Linked DNA regions of Mus musculus: region 2 is linked to region 1. The links are chromatin loops, found by intact Hi-C in ENCODE. Cell type or tissue: heart. All regions are shown on one strand. Links, peaks and the distances in the headings refer to the core of each region. The heading gives the core; the rest is flanking DNA. Region 1 overlaps Wdr70 (WD repeat domain 70). Region 2 overlaps Gm41262 (a long non-coding RNA gene).

Region 1 (8,338 bases), core at 92-8,091:
ATTGAATTAAATGAAATAATTCTCATACAGCTATTTTTTTGCAATGGTATTTCTATTTGCTGAGTGACTAAAAAGTAATTAGTTATGAAATGAGAGGCAGACTATCGTAGTTTCTTCTTTTAAGTATTACTTATGAAATGAGATGTGGGTTACGATAAATTCCTTTCTAAGTGAGACATTTCAAATGCTCTCCCGGTTCTTAGCACTTATACATGCTTTCTTGCTTAAATTCATTGCCAGATACAGGAAAATCCTATATAATTCAATTGGGAGAAAGCCGCAAATCCATTTGTTGGGCCTTTTAATTGTTTTTGAGTTTTTGTTGGAATGTTTTCACCTCTGAAATAGGTTATGTGTAATACTTCTCAGAAAATATTACATCTTAAAGTAGTATCTTTGTTTTAGAATAAGCTGAAAATCCCCAGCTATTTGTTTATTGGTATTCAGCTCCCCTCTGGTTTCTGAGTGCCTTCTTTAAACTATTGCAGTAATAGACCGTAGCAGCCTCTCGGAGGAAATAGCCCGAACCTTCTGCCTGCACTTCTCTGCTGTCTCAGTGCTTGATCTGTATTTAGTTGTGATAGAATAATTTTCTTACAAGGTTTTCATTTTGGGGAATTGTTATTCTCTGCCTCTGATTGGACTGACCTGGTGGAATAGCATCTGCTTCTTTTTATGGTCATAACCAGCAATCCCAAAGTTTCACTGTAAATGAAAAATTATTTATTCATTCCCACAACTATTCTGTGTTTGCCATGTGTTTTCTGTTTTGTGGCCCGAGGATCCAGAAATGCGAGATACATATATACACTTTAAGACACTATTTTGCAGTTTGGATAGAGAGTGGTCAGGAGGGGCTAGGTAACATTACACTGTCCCATGATGTTAGTGTCTGAAGTAATGAGAGATTGTCATAGGATAGCTTATATGTGCTATTTCTGAACCCATATTCTGAAGTGTTGAGAAATACTTCCAGGAGCCATCTTTCCAGCCCTGCAGGTTAGGTTTTAAACACCATGTAGCCCAGGGTAGCCTTGAATTCAAGATCCTTTAATCTAAGTCTCTCAGTTGCTAGAATCCCAGGCATAACCATCATGGCTAGTTTCTAATGGATGTCTCTGTAATGGACATAGGATGTTAGTGTAATACCCTGTTCTTAAATAAGAGGATTTGATTCAATAATGGCAACTCATAATGCAATGCTTATTGTGTACTCTTACATCTGATGTATGCATCCCTCTCTTCTATCTCTCACTTAATCCCCTCCACACTACAGTCATTTATTTATTAAATTATGGTCATGGTCTCTGCCTCTTGGATCATATGCTTTCTTGAAAGGGGAGGTTAGTATAGTATAACCTCCTGTGTAGTATAACCTCCTGTGTAGTATAACCTCCTGTGTAGTATAACCTCCCTGAATAAATGCTTATTAAAATAAGGACTGACTTAACATTCCACATGGAGGTTTCTATCTGTACTGTTTATGTATTAAATGTATGCATGTGTCTAGAGAGAGAAGAAAGAAATGACCATGTTTTAGTAAGATACAGCCAGAATTTGATATAAATTATTTTTCTATTTTATTATTTATCTGAGAGTAGTAATTTATGAAAAAATACGTTTTAAATTTGTCAGCCAACATGATTGTTATGGTGATTTCTTTTTACTCTGAATTTATTTATTTATTTATTTATTTACTATTAGGTATTTTCTTATTTTACATTTCAAATGCTATCCCAAAAGTCCCCGCCTCCATGTTATGGTGATCTTAATTGTCAGAATATTTTTTAAAGATTTAGTTCTTTGTTTTATGTATATGACTACACTGTAGCTGTATAGATAGTTGTGAGCTATCATGTGGTTGCTGGGAATTGAACTCAGGACCTGGGCTTGCTCCAATCCCGCTCGCTCCAGGCCTGTTCGCTCCAGCCCAAAGATCTATTTATTGTTATATGTAAGTACGCTCTAGCTGTCTTCAGACACACCAGAAGAGGGCGTCAGATCTCATTACAGATGGTTGTGAGCCACCATGTGGTTGTGGGATTTGAACTCAGGACCTCTGAAAAAGCAGTCAGGATTCCAAACTGCTGAGCCATCTCTTCTGCCCTCGCTGTGTTCTCTTTGAGTTTTATTATAGAGATTTTGAAAATTATTCCCACAAAATTATGATAGAAGTGGACTCCCAAATATCAGCCAACCTCCCTAAGCACACCACAGTATGTGTACACAGACACTGGGGACAGGGTGGGGTTGGCTGACATTTGGGAGTTCGCTTTCTTTTTCTTTATGTGTGGTCCTGGAGACCCATCCAGTGTCCCTACCAATGGCGCCATCTCACTGGCCTTTATTGTAAATGTACACTTTTTAAAATTACATTTTACTTGTGTGTGGGGCACGCTTATGCCATGCTATATTGCGGAGGTCAGGGGTCAGCTTGTGGAAGTCAATTCTCTCCCCTGTGAGGCCCAGGGCTAGAGCTCAGGTAGTGAGGCTTGGCCCAGTGCTTTACACACTGAGCTGTCTCACTGGCCTGGATAGAAGCTTTCAGGTTTGCTTTGTTTTGTTTTGTTTTATGTAATTTATAACTTAAAGGAAAAACTAATCCTTAATTTCTCAGACATTATCAGTAGGTACTTGTTCATTGTTTAACATAATAACAACAAGAAATAATTTCATTTAACCTAAAGAATTTCTTGGAGCCAGGAGCAGTGGCTCATGCCTGTGGTTCTAACATTTGGGGTGCAGAGACAGGGAAGGGAAGAGACTGAGGGACTGGGATGTAGCTCAGTGAGTGGTAGAATGCTTGTCTTGGATAGCCCTTGGGCCCAGGGACACACACAGAAGTGTCTTCCCTATAGTGTCTGTGTGGGTCCTCACTTATATCATCTTACTCATTGATGTAATGGGATCTTCTTGTTTCAGAACCCTGTCCAGAGGATTCCTGACTCGCATGAGATAACACTGAGGCATGGCACTAAAACAGTAAGTTTAAAATGTTCTTGTTCTTTTTTTTATTAACAGAGCTTTTCTGGACCAGTCAGCTGATAAGGTATAATACACACACACCACACACACACACACACACACACACACACACACACGCACACACACACACACACAGCCTGAGACCATGCTGCTAAGGTCAACTGATGAAAGCTACAGACATCATGAAAAACTAGAAAGATGATTTTTCACGGTCAATCAAAATAGCAGCACCTTTCATTTTCCTGGGGTCCACTTACTGTCATTGTTATTGTTGGCTTTAAGATCCTCTTTCCTTGGGAAACAGGACCATTATAAAGTGACACATTCAGTTCTGTTTTTAATAGTTTTGGGAAACTTGCCATTGCCTTCAACATTATTGCAGTCAAGAAAGACAACATTCAGTGGAGGTAGATCCAGAACTGTGGGAATTGATCGATGGGAGTCTTAACATAGTGTATTCACTCCACAGGCACTTTTCCCTTGTAAAGATTTGTTTTATACACATCTCTGTTAAATATAATCAGTTTAATGTCATTTTAAATAAAATGAAAATTCTCATTTCTAGTGTTTAGTGTCAATGTACATAAATGTTACATTAAAATATACTTTGTGGTTTTCAATAGATTTTGAGTCTAAACGGTCTTGACAGATTTTTAGAAGTAGGCGCATTCTCCCAAATAGCTGAGAACTGTTGTTGTTATTTTCTTATTAACATTGCTTAAAAATCCTGTGGGGCTGGGGAGATGCTTCAGTGGCCCTGGGTTCAACCCTCTTCCCTACACAGCAACTCAGCAACTCACATCCTTCTGATACTCTAGTGCCAGTCCTGCAACTGCGGACCCACCCTCCCAGCCCCAGATAGTAGATTCTTTCTTTCAATCCCAGTATTAGGAATTCTTTCTTTTTTGCTTATTTAGTCTAATAAAGGTTTCTTATTTTCTTTGAAAAATTCACAGAACCAACTGTTCTAGCTCTGTGACCTTTTCATTTTTTTTTCTTTCTTTTTTTTGTTTTTTTTTTTTGTTTTTTTTTTTCTGAGGTAAGGTTTCTCTGTGTAGCCCTGGCTGTCCTGGAACTCACTTTGTAGACCAGACTGTCTGTGACCTTTTCTGTGTGTGCAAACTTCTTGTGTTTCACTTTCCACTCTGAACTTTCGGCTTCCCTTTTATGCTTCCGTTGCTTTTGATAGTTTTTAAGAGTGGAAGGTTAGGCTATTGCTTTTAGATTTTCTCCTTTTCCACTGTTTATAAGTATATCAAACTCATACATTTCTCTATAAGCATATCTATCTTTGCATATTTCTTCAATGAACTGCTCATAGTGATAGTTAAAATTGATGTTTTGGCCATCTAACAAAAAGACTGAACTATTTTTATTTATTTATTTATTTATTTATTTATTAATTATATGTAAGTACACTTTAGCTGTCTTCAGACACTCCAGAAGAGGGCGCCAGATCTTGTTACAGATGGTTGTGAGCCACCATGTGGTTGCTGGGATTTGAACTCTGGACCTTCGGAAGAGCAGTCGGGTGCTCTTACCCACTGAGCCATCTCACCAGCCCAAGACTGAACTATTTAAAAGTAGAAATTTTGTAGTGGTTCCTTTTAAATTTTGAAGGAAAATATAAAATCAATGATTTAATTTGAGTTAAAAAATTTTTTTATTAAATTTCCCTTGGGGCATGATTTTATAACCAATTTAAATTAAAACAGTATTTAAAATACTTCGCTTTAATCACAAGAAAAAACTGTCAAATATTCAAGCACTTATACAGTTAGTTGGATGCCAGGTCAAATAAATTGCCTAATTCTAGATTCACATGTGAAGCTCAAGACTGAGAAAATGATGAATGTCCTTTAAAGAGCGAGGGAGAGAGCTGAAGTTGAAGATGCTAGAGCCTGTTCTCAGGCTGGGTTGAAAGAAACATATATGAATACACTAGCAATAGTAAAGAAAGGGGCCATGAGTCTGAAGGGGAGTAGGAAGCAAGATATGGGAGGTTTGGAGGGAGGAAAGGGGAGGGAGAAAAGTATGGCCTGGGGGAGAAAGCTAAAACAGAAAGCCTAAATTACTTTGTGTCCTGGTCAGACAGAATACTCTAGACCATCATTCCGAATAGTTTGATACCTGTTTCTACATTTTATGATAATTAAATTAAAAAATAATTATTTCTTCAATAATATGTTTATAGTAAGTATCTGTTGAATTATACTGACATATCTGTGATTAAAATACACTGAAAAATTAGTTAAACTTTCTGTCTTTTTTAACTCTTGGAAACCCAGGGTTTGAGAATTAAATTTAATCTGTGGGAAGACACAGTCTCTAACTGGGGCAGATTATTTTGTCCGCACTGAATTCTGTGTTCTGTCTTACAGACTTTCGTATCCTTGGTTATTTGGAATAATGCTTTAATATTTTAGTGAAGTTTATAAGCATCGGCAGTGACCCTGCTGTCTGAATGCTCGCCCTGAAAGCATCCTTTTGAAGCCAAGCTGAGAATGCATGCTTATAACCCTGGCACAGCGGAGGCAGGGCCGGAGGAACATCTCAGGTTGAGTTCCAATAGGTCTACCTATTGAAACATTGCTTAAAACAAAACAAAAAACTAAGTACCCCCGAAAAACTGTCCCCAATCCCCAAAATGGCTCCTTTAGAACAAGACCACCACGGTTACCTTGAAAAATATCAAGAACAAACTCTATCATCTTGTTGTTTTGCCCTGGAGTGTGTTATCTTTTTGCTTTTAGTAGCACAGTAAACTTAAAGATTTACTTTGTTGTTCTTTTGTGATAGAGGAAGAAATATCTCATATTTGTTGCCCTGTCTTATTGTTTGAATTATGTATAAGGCCGGCCTGCCTTCCTCCCTTTCTCACTCTCTCCCTCTGCTCCTCCCTCCTTCCCTCCCTCCCTCTCCTCCTCCCTTCCTCCCTCCCTCTCTCCCTTCCTTTCTTCTTTTTAAAGACAGCATCTCACTATGTAACTCTGACTATCCAGGAACTCAGAGATCCACCTGCCTCTGCCTCCCGAGTACTGGGATTAAAGGCATGTGCTACCATACCCAACTGACTTACATAAAATTTTCATGTTTCATGTGTGTGTGTGTGTGTGTGTACACTGGTTCACATGTGCAGGTGTACATATGTGTGTGTGCACATAGAAGCCTGGGACAGACAGTAAATGTCTTCCTCAGGTGCTCTTTATCTTCCTTTACTAAGCTGGAGCCCATTGATTTGGCTGGCGTGGTTGGCCAGTAAATTCCAGGAATCTGCTTTCCTCCAACACACACACACACACACACACACACACACACACACACACACACACACACACACACACACACACACAACAAACAGCAACACCACACACACATAGATAACAATATCTTTATTTCAAGATAAGTAGTATAATAAAGTGAAGTAATCTGCAGGCTGTAACTCATTACCATTCATTTTCAGAAGTAGCACCAGCTGCTGGTCCACATCTGCTGTGCCTTTCTCACAGTGGTGCTGGAGGCTAGAAGTGGGCTTTGTCTACCCCTTTCCTCTGTGAGCTTGCATCTGTTTGTTTTGAACAGGTTTCTGCTCTGGGTCTGGACCCCTCAGGTGCCCGTTTGGTCACTGGAGGATATGATTACGATGTTAAATTTTGGGATTTTGCTGGAATGGATGCTTCTTTCAAGGCATTTCGATCCCTTCAACCTTGTGAATGGTATGTATTTACTTAACAGCTCCATGGTTAGCTTTTGGCTTTTATATTTGGAGGTAATGCTGTTGTCATTTGAACTCAGTCTACAATGAATAATATTGAACTTATATAAATTATATAACTATTAAATGAAAATAAACCATACATCTCTTTTCCTTAGCTTCATTGACACGTATGTCACATACATATGTGACACACATATAAAACACATCTTTTATGCATTATACAAACTATATATACATCTATTATTTCCATGTATATGTTCATGTGTTATGTGTGTAGGTGCATGTGCCAGTGTACACGTGAAGAATGAGGGCAGCTTGCAGGAGCTGTTTCTCTCCTTTTGTCACAGGGGCCCTGGGGATCTAGCACAGAGCTTCAGGTTTGGCCATAGGCCGCTTTCCCCACTGAGCCCTCTCCTGGCCCTTGACCTTTGTTTTCAAGGCATTTTCTACCAGTTGTTTGGTTTTTAAAAATACATCTATTTAGAACTCAGTCCTTCCTTGCTTTACTTTAAAATATTCCAGCAAATAAGGCTTGGTAATGTGGTGTTTTTGTTGTTTTTTTGAGACACGGTCTTTCCATGTAGTCCTGGCTGTCTTTGGAACTCACAGTGTAGATCAGATTGGTCTTAAACTCATAGAATTGCCCCTGCCTTTGCTTCCTGAATGCTGAGATTGAAGACACATGCCACCACAATTGGCTTATAATGTGTTTTTGTTTATGGTACACACTCAGTCCTTATCCAAGCAGTGGTCCATGTCACTTTCCTGTATGGTCAGTTAGCGTTGCACTAAAAAGGCTTGACAAGGTGCGTCCGATAGCAGCCTTTTCTGTTTCTGCCCATATATGGGCGTCGCACATGCTGCTCCTTGTGGTATCCTTTTACTCCTTTGTCTCCTCCCCAGTACAGTCAGAGAAGAGTAAAGACTTGATTAGGCTTTATACTGTACTGATAGGTTCCTACATTAAGCGAATATTGCTGATACTAATGAAGGAATCACTTCACTGTGAAGTGAATTTATATATATATATATATATATATATGTGTGTGTATGTATGTATGTATATGTGTATGTATGTATGTATGTATATGTGTATGTATGTATGTATATACATACTTAACAGGACCTTTGTGGAGAAATAACTTGGTAATATGTAATACATAATAGTGATGAACTTGCTGGGTATGGTGGCGCATGCCTTTAATCCCAGCACTTGGGAGGCAGAGGCATGTGGATCTCTGAGTTCAAGGCCAGCCTGGTCTACAGAGTGAGTTCCAGGACAGCCAGGGCTATACAGAGAAACCCTGTCTCGAAAAACCAAAAAAAAAAAAAAGTGATGAACTTATTACCTATTCATGTTTGCTACATAGATTATTGATCTCATTGAGGCTTATATATTGGTGGTTGTTGGTATACATTTAGGCTACTTTATTGGTTCTTATATCTACCATCCTTTCCCCCGACTCTACCCCCCCATCCCTTCCAACCCCCAACTCCAGGTGGGAGAGAAAGGTTAGAGGGAAAGCAGGGCATAGATCTCGTTAGACTACTTGCTGACTAAGGGCATCAAGTTCCTGGGGCAAGTCCAGTCTTCATTGTCAAGATATCCCATTTCTTCTTCCCTGTTTGCGCATG
Region 2 (8,338 bases), core at 164-8,163, 580 kb after region 1:
AAAAACAAACAAAAAAAAACCAAAACCAAAAAAAACCCCAAAAAACAACTTTTCCAACCTCTCCCCTCTTCGCAGGACAGCTATTTGTCTCATTGAGAACAGTAACTAATAAGTGATTAAAGTGCAGGAAAATGTAAGAATAGAGGCCTTGCTTCTTCCCAGTCCACCTGCATCCTCCCTATTTGTGTGTGTAGGGGTTAGTGAGGGGAGAATAAAGCCTACTCTCTCAGCATTCCCCCCCCCCCCCCGTAGTCCACGCTGGGGACTGACCCCAGAGCCTTTCATACACCAGGCAAGTGCTTCGCCTCTGAGGAATGTCCCCGGCTACTTTGTGTTTTGAGACAGGGTTTCACTAAGTTACCAGGCCAGTTGAGAACTCTGTAGCGTGAACCTATAATCCTCCTGCCTCAGCATGCTGAGTAGCTGAAGTTACAGGCACTAGGTCCAGGATATTTGCCTAAATTTAGGTGAATGGTGCGAAGAAGCCTAGGAAAGCTTACCCACCACACTAAAATGAGAAACGCCCCTAATGGTAGCAGGAGGGGTCCTGAGCCATTCTTCAGGGTAGCTGGGGAGTCATAATTCATGACTTCCTGGGTATTTGGCGTGTCTCTGGGGGATGATTATAGCTGTCACCTCAAAAACTGCTTGTACAATATGGAGCACAGGTGCACAGCCACAGGTCCCACGAGGCATCCTGTGTCCTTCCGGTCCTCACAAGCCACCAGCTCTTTACTGTCTTCTCTGCTGACTTGCAATCTTCTGAGATGAACTTTTCAAGCTGGTTTCCAGGGGGAACAGCACTTTGTAGGACCCAGAGAGGCAGACAGCTGGCCCTGAGTCCTGGTCTGAATGCTCGCTCCTCCTGCTCCCTGTGTGTGGGTGACATAGACTCCCCAGTCCCAGGCACTGAAAATCTGCTATGTGAATGTTGGCTCCGTGGGCCGACAGTGAGGGAAGCTGATGGCCAGGGACCGGTGTCTTGCATTCCCCTGGATGTGATGACTCCCCTCTGGCCTCTGGCCTGACCTCTAGGTCCTGGGTGCTGGCCCAGTTTTATGGCCCTGGGCTTCTTTTTATCTCTTCGGGAAGTCAACGTTTTGGTTGGGAAGTTTTTCAATTTCCTCCTGGCCTAGACTAAACTGCTCAGATTTCCAAGGACGCAAAAGTCCCTTCTCCTCCCATCTCCTCTGGGCACTGAAACCGCAGGAGGAGCCCCACTCAGCCTGCAGACTGCAGACAGGCCTCGGGACCTGCTCCACAAAATCAGCAGAAGAGGCAGGACCTCCAGATACAAGTGGGCTGCTCGTCCTGGGGTCATACCACTGATTCTTCATACGAAAGGGCCTCTCTGTAGTGTAGTGTGTGTGGGGACAGGTGCAGAGATTCTTGACCATGGATGGCCACTGACCGTCTCCCCTGGGTGGGCCCTACACAGCAATCAATAGTTGTCCTGGGCCCCAGCCTCTCAGGATAAGGCTCAGGAACTATTGCTTTCACCTTGTAGCCCAAGTAATTCTGTGTACCCTGGAGTTTCTTTCCACAGGCATAGGCGCTAAGCAATTGGCTGAGTAGGAGGAAGAGAATCTTTGTCCTCTGGTCTGCAAGTGCTGCTAGAACTCTACAGCCTCATCCTTAAGGAAAGAATCTCAACCTAGGCCACCAATGTCACACACACTGCAGGGCCCATACCACTAATATTGTCCCCTACTGCCCTGTTTCTTAACCAAGTTTCTTATCCAATGGCAAGTGCATCTTGACTTCTCTTCCTTCCTTCCTTCCTTCCTTCCTTCCTTCCTTCCTTCCTTCCTTCCTTCCTTCCTTCCTTTTCCTCCACATTCCCTCTCAACTCTCATACTCACCCTCCTAAGCCGTTTTCCCTCTTAGCCTGGTCCCGTCATGATGTCATTTGCAAGTCAGGAAGAGCAGTAAAGTCAAGCCATCTCTTTTATACCTTCCGTGTTGATGACCCCTTTATCCTGAAAGGCTTCGCCCACTTTCTATCCCAGCATAGCTTCACCCACCACTGAAGTACAGCCAGCGGCTCGGGAGGACGAGCGGCAGCTGTTGCTCTGTTTCGGGCAGGAAGTGAAGAAGAACCTGATATTCAATTAATACAGCAGGGGGAGTCCAAAGGGACAGCGGGGTCTAATGGAGGCCGACGGCTTGGGAGGGCAGCCGCCTCGGTTCCATTCCCGTCGCCGCCCCGACACCAGCCAGTGGGGGTGACCTTGGGTCTGTCACTAAAAGTGTCTGGGCCTTCGTTTCATCTGAAAAATGGCAGTGATGATACCTGTGTCCTCGCTGGAATAGTGACGAGGATTAGGGAGATTAGAAAAACACACGGGGCTCTTTGATCCCTTCAAAGTGGGCAGTGGAGGATGGGTAGAAGCAGAAAGCCATCCTTGGCTGGTGAAACTGGCTGCCAGTTGCAGGGTATGATGGGAAGTGTAACAAAGTTGTCAGCCCTGAGATTCCTATCCTGCAGCCTGTGAGTCTCTCTGAAGCCCCCCTGTCCCATACAGCCTGCGGAGAGCCAGGTCCAAGTACCAGGCATGACATACACAATCAGTAGCAGACTCCAGCCTTGCCACGGCCTATGCTGAACTCCTAAGCGGAGAACACATCGCCTAGTTACTGAGCCTTGAGGCCAGGAAAATTTGACAGGAAGGGAGTATAGGTGCAAAGATGGAGAGAACTCAAGGTCAAGATGATTATGGTTGGAGCAGGACAGATAGGGCATGACGGAGAAGCGAACTGGAGCAGCGAGGCCTCCATTACAGATCACGGGATGAAGCATGACATGTCGGTGCTTGTTTCTGAACTGGAGTGAGAGAGCCTCCCAGGCAATGGTGGGCCCTGAGACCCCCAAGAGCAGCATCCTTTCACTGACCTTGGTGTCTGTGAAAGCAGTCATCTTTACCCACACATCCATCATCTTGGGGACAAACGTGGTACTACTCATGGCCCACGGCTAGTCAAGTCGGGCTATCGTTTTTAGTGTTGGATTTCGTGCCAGGCTAGGGAGGGGAGGTGGAAAGAACAACACAGTCCTGGGGCTTGAGGTCGAGTCTCAGCCTCTTCACTTTGATTTGGGGACCTTGAACAGTTAAAGCTCTGGGAAGGCCTGTTTCACCATCTGGAACCTGAGATGGTGCGTCCCTGTCCTTGTACCTGCCAGAGTATCAAGTGAGGGGTTGAGAGAAGTGGCAAGGGGCACTGAGTGTGGGAAAGGGCCGCACAGGGGTGAGGCAGTACAGGCCGAGTTATGCTGCAGTAACAACACAGCCCTGATACTCACTCTTAATTCAGTGTTTCTTCCCTATTCTCCCTGTCTAGTACAGGCCAGACTGGGTGGGGAGGGTGGGCATCGCTGAGCTATTTGTAACCACAGAGGAGCACAGAAATGTGGGCAGCCATCAGCTAACGGGTCAGAGGAGGAAAAACAACGTGCAGTGTGCGTTCAGTTGTATCTCACCAGCCAGCCAGAGTTATTTGGAGGTCAGGTAGGCAAGGATGTGCCATGCTACAATGGAAGGTTAGATAAGATGTGGTTCCTGACCATACACAACTTACTGGCGCTTACTTCAGACTCCTAGCCAGGGGTCTCTGCAGCATCGCTCAAAGAAAGATTTCTCTCCTGCTGTGGACCCCACCCACTCCACCTGCTGGGTACCACTCTCTACTACTGCATTCTCGGTTTTGCTCAGAAGCCAGAACATTAACTGCTGCCTCAGCCACTGCCATGCTGGCTATGTGGTAACCAAGATTTCCTGTTCTTTCTCTGTCTTTCACCCAGAGGAGAGGCGCCCAGGATGCCCTCCCCAACTGCAGCTAATTGCATCCTGCTTGAACACAGTTAAGAAGACTAGCCTTCTGCTCACTTGGAGGTCTTCTTGTGCAAGACCCCTGCTGACCCCTCAGTGGTCCAAGCTCAGGTCTCTGACTACTTCAGGGAAGAAATGAACTAACTCAAGACAGCTTCTGCTTCTTCCTCCCTCCCTCCTCAGAGACACTTCCCTGTCCTCCTTCCTCCTGACCACAGCCACCCCCATCTAAGTAGTTTCTGGCCACCTGGCCTGAGACCCATCCAAGCCTTGACTTCTTCCTTCTTGAGTCATGACACTTCCTTCTTGGATACTTTATCTGGGACTCTGAAACATAAACAAAGACTGATGTAATACTGTAGCCACAAGAACACATACCATACATCACTGTATACTGGGCTCTGTTCTGGATGTACAATGAATACTAATTTGTTACACGTTCGCAGTAAGCCCACATATAAAGTGGATGTTATAACTGTCTCCATTTGAGGTTAACTATAAGTGCAGCCAGTCCACAGCTAGAACATAGAAGAATTGAGCTTCCATCTAAGTCACGTGACAGCAGAGCGCAACCTGAGTTATTCCCACTGTGTGGTGACTTATCCAATGTTTGGGAGAAACTGTTAGAGATGCAAGCAAGAGTTTGTTCTCTGAAGCTTATTTCATGGATGGCAGGAAGAGCCTTCCCAGTGTATTAGGAGGCCGTGGCTGCCCTCTGCTGGTTATTCATGAGCATTGCCACTCGGGCACATTGAGCTGAAAGACAATTCAGAGAAACTGACCAGATATCTTACATGCAATTGGCATATTAACTATTTCCTGCCCCACCCCCACCTCCACCCCCAGTTTGGTGCAGTTTACATTTGGTTGCTTCCACCTCACCGCCTGCGGGTGAGATGGGGGGAACAAAAAGCAGACAGCCAGCTCTTCACCTCCAAGAGCAAGCAAAAGCAAACCACAGTTATGCAACTATCAAATAGCAAGTCTATGTGTTTACTGTCACGGGAATTACTGCACAGTGCTCCATGCCCAAGAAATGTCATCCCAAACAGATGCAAAAGCACATTTTGGTCACTTATAGCTAAATTAGTCTAAAATGCTTTCTAAATTAATCTGGGTATGTTCTTCTCCTGATGGACATTGTGTGCAAGGGGGATACTTACAATTCAGCTGTTTTGAATTAGCTATAAATACTATGCCATTTTTCTTCTTTTTCTTTGATGTAGAAAGATGGAGGTAGCTGTCTCTGATTTTAGTTATCACAGAGCTTGTCCTAAGAAATGGGCCTGGAGGAGCCTGGAGTGCTTAGAGTCGTTAGCACTGGAGACAAGTTGGATATTGCTCAGTACCTCTTCCTGTGGAGAAGGACAGGAAGAAAAAAGGACCATACTCCAGATCAAACTCTAGAGGTTGTTCCCACGGGCTTCTCCGGCCAAAGCCTCGGGTGACCCGAGGAGATTTGGGTCCTTGAGTTTGGTGGGCTTTCAACTCCCTGGCAGAGCCACTTGTAGACCCTAGCTTGTCTAGAGCCCTCTTCTGAAGGAGAGGAAGTTGTGTGCCTACAGGACATAAATCACACTGCCGGCACATCATTTACTAACAGAGCATGTGTGTAATGTTTCACACCCTGCCAGCACGTTCTACTTATACAAATGTGGAAAGTATAAGAACTGTTGATGTGAGGACTTAGAAATGCAGACCCACTTCCAGGACTGCCTGACGATCTACCGCTGAGTGTCCAGCTGTCTGACACATCTACGTGTTTCTTGTCACGGAAATCGCTCTGTGACGCTAGAGACACAAGAAATATCATCTCAAACAGATGCAGAAGCACATTTGGGGTCATTTATAACTGAGGGTGAACTGCTTTCTCAATTAATCCAGGCATTCTCACATCCAGCACTAGAGTAACTTTCTCTTCCATGTTTCCTGGTTCTAATGTGTGACTGAAAGCTGTGGTCTTAGCCCCTGGTGAGGACCAAACCAGGAAACACAAGCAAAAGATAAAAGAGCAGAGAGTTCATTGCTTGCACAGGGAAGGCCCCAGGGCTGATTCACGAAGTTAGTGTCTCTGTAAAGGAAAGAGTTGTTTCTTTAAGTTGGTGGAATATGTATTAAATGATATTGACAGTCCACATTGTGTAGCTGTATAATTCATATAGAAAGACCCATCATCACATAGAGGCGGCACACTACTGAGCATGCTCAGTTCATGTTCCTGTAGCACGGGTTTAAAACTTGGCGAGAGAAACTCCTCTTGGCAGATGATTTAGTGTTCCCGTGAATGAAGAGTAGTCTGGGTCATCTAAAAGCTAACAGACAGACACTGAAAACATGTCTGGTTCCTTGTGAGTTTCTCTGGAAGGGCTTTATCTGAAATAAAAGTAACAAAAGAGGCAACACTGACAAAGTATCAACAGCTATTTAAAAGGGGGAGAAGCCCTAAAATCCGTGACAGACTCTAAACAAACTTGCCTATCTGCTACCCAATTTGATGCCTCAATATGGTGCTCTCCCTAATCCACCTCTGCCCTGCTCTGGGATTCAAATTGTATTCTGTATGACCCGATGTGGCTAATTCTAGCTGGTTATCTCTCAGTACCCCAGACAGCATGTGACCATTTGTGTATTTTCAGCTCAAAACCTCTGAGGTACCTCAGATCTAGTCAGTCACCAGCAGGTCTCGGTTCCATCCTCTTCCTTCCTCTACTGTCTTCACCCTGACATCACAGTGCCGTGGACCAGTACCAATGAGGCACAAGTTCAAATCCCAGTACCAGGGAGACACAAGTTCAAATCCCAGCTCCATTATGCATTACATGAGTGAATGTGGGTATTTTACTTATATCTTCAAATCTTATCTGTGTCGTGGAAACAATTAATATGTATTTCTTTTTTTTAATATTTTTATTACCTATTTTCCTCAATTACATTTCCAATGCTATCTCAAAAGTCCCCCATACCCTCCCCGCCACTTCCCTACCCACCCATTCTCATTTTTTTGGCCCTGGCGTTCCCCTGTACTGGGGCATATACAGTTTGCGTGTCCAATGGGCCTCTCTTTCCAGTGATGGCTGACCAGGCCATCTTTTGATACATATGCAGCTAGAGTCAAGAGCTCCGGGGTACTGGTTAGTTCATAATGTTGTTCCACCTATAGGGTTGCAGATCCCTTCAGCTCCTTGGCTACTTTCTCTAGCTCCTCCATTGGGGGCGCTGTGATCCATCCAATAGCTGACTGTGAGCATCCACTTCTGTGTTTGCTAGGCCCCGGCATAGTCTCACAAGAGACAGCTACATCTGGGTCCTTTCGATAAAATCTTGCTAGTGTATGCAATGGTGTCAGCGTTTGGATGCTGATTATGGGGTGGATCCCTGGATATGGCAGTCTCTAGATGGTCCATCTTTTCGTCTCAGCTCCAAACTTTGTCTCTGTAACTCCTTCCATGGGTGTTTTGTTCCCAATTCTAAGGAGGGGCATAGTGTCCACACTTCAGTCTTCATTCTTCTTGAGTTTCATGTGTTTAGCAAATTGTATCTTATATCTTGGGTATCCTAGGTTTTGGGCTAATATCCACTTATCAGTGAGTACATATTGTGTGAGTTCCTTTGTGATTGGGTTACCTCACTCAGGATGATGCCCTCCAGGTCCATCCATTTGCCTAGGAATTTCATAAATTCATTCTTTTTAATAGCTGAGTAGTACTCCATTGTGTAAATGTACCACATTTTCTGTATCCATTTCTCTGTTGAGGGGCATCTGGGTTCTTTCCAGCTTCTGGCTATTATAAACAAGGCTGCTATGAACATAGTGGAGCATGTGTTCTTCTTACCGGTTGGGACATCTTCTGGATATAGGCCCAGGAGAGATATTGCAGGATCCTCCTGTAGTATTATGTCCAATTTTCTGAGGAACCGCCAGACTGATTTCCAGAGTGGTTGTACAAGCCTGCAATCCCACCAACAATGGAGAAGTGTTCCTCTTTCTCCATATCCTCGCCAGCATCTGCTGTCACCTGAATTTTTGATCTTAGCCATTCTGACTGGTGTGAGGTGGAATCTCAGGGTTGTTTTGATTTGCATTTCCCTGATGATTAAGGATGTTGAACATTTTTTCAGGTGCTTCTCTGCCATTCGGTATTCCTCAGGTGAGAATTCTTTGTTCAGTTCTGAGCCCCATTTTTTAATGGGGTTATTTGATTTTCTGAAGTCCACCTTCTTGAGTTCTTTATTAGATATTGTTGGATATTAGTCCCCTATCTGATTTAGGATAGGTAAAGATCCTTTCCCAATCTGTTGGTGGTCTTTTTGTCTTATTGACGGTGTCTTTTGCCTTGCAGAAGCTTTGGAGTTTCATGAGGTCCCATTTGTCAATTCTCGATCTTACAGCACAAGCCATTGCTGTTCTGTTCAGGAATTTTTCCCCTGTGCCCATATCTTCAAGGCTTTTCCCCACTTTCTCCTCTATAAGGTTCAGTGTCTCTGGTTTTATGTGAAGTTCCTTGATCCAC

What was found. Hi-C counts contacts between places; a loop is a spot of excess contacts. Peaks named below come from ENCODE experiments on the same cell type or tissue, not always from the same donor. Only the 100,000 strongest peaks of a DNase experiment are listed, where the experiment ranks them.
Region 2: a loop joins it to region 1, with 5 times the contacts of the local background. A loop is called at or near these places in 12 of 42 quality-filtered maps.

The regions. Positions count from the first base shown.
Region 1 is chr15:8,041,074-8,049,411 of GRCm38, reverse strand. It overlaps Wdr70 (WD repeat domain 70), which reads left to right. Exons shown (of 18, transcript NM_001081402.1): 6 at 2,923-2,982; 7 at 6,568-6,701. Among named protein-coding and RNA genes, the nearest start is that of Wdr70, 54 kb to the left of the region's middle. In heart, for the core only: a CTCF peak has its summit at 4,422 (motif pointing right); no DNase peak of the experiment used is centred there.
Region 2 is chr15:7,456,501-7,464,838 of GRCm38, reverse strand. The region is part of intron 2 of Gm41262 (a long non-coding RNA gene); the gene reads left to right. Among named protein-coding and RNA genes, the nearest start is that of Gm41262, 7.6 kb to the left of the region's middle. In heart, for the core only: a CTCF peak has its summit at 4,553 (motif pointing left); no DNase peak of the experiment used is centred there; H3K27me3 peaks cover 2,883 bases.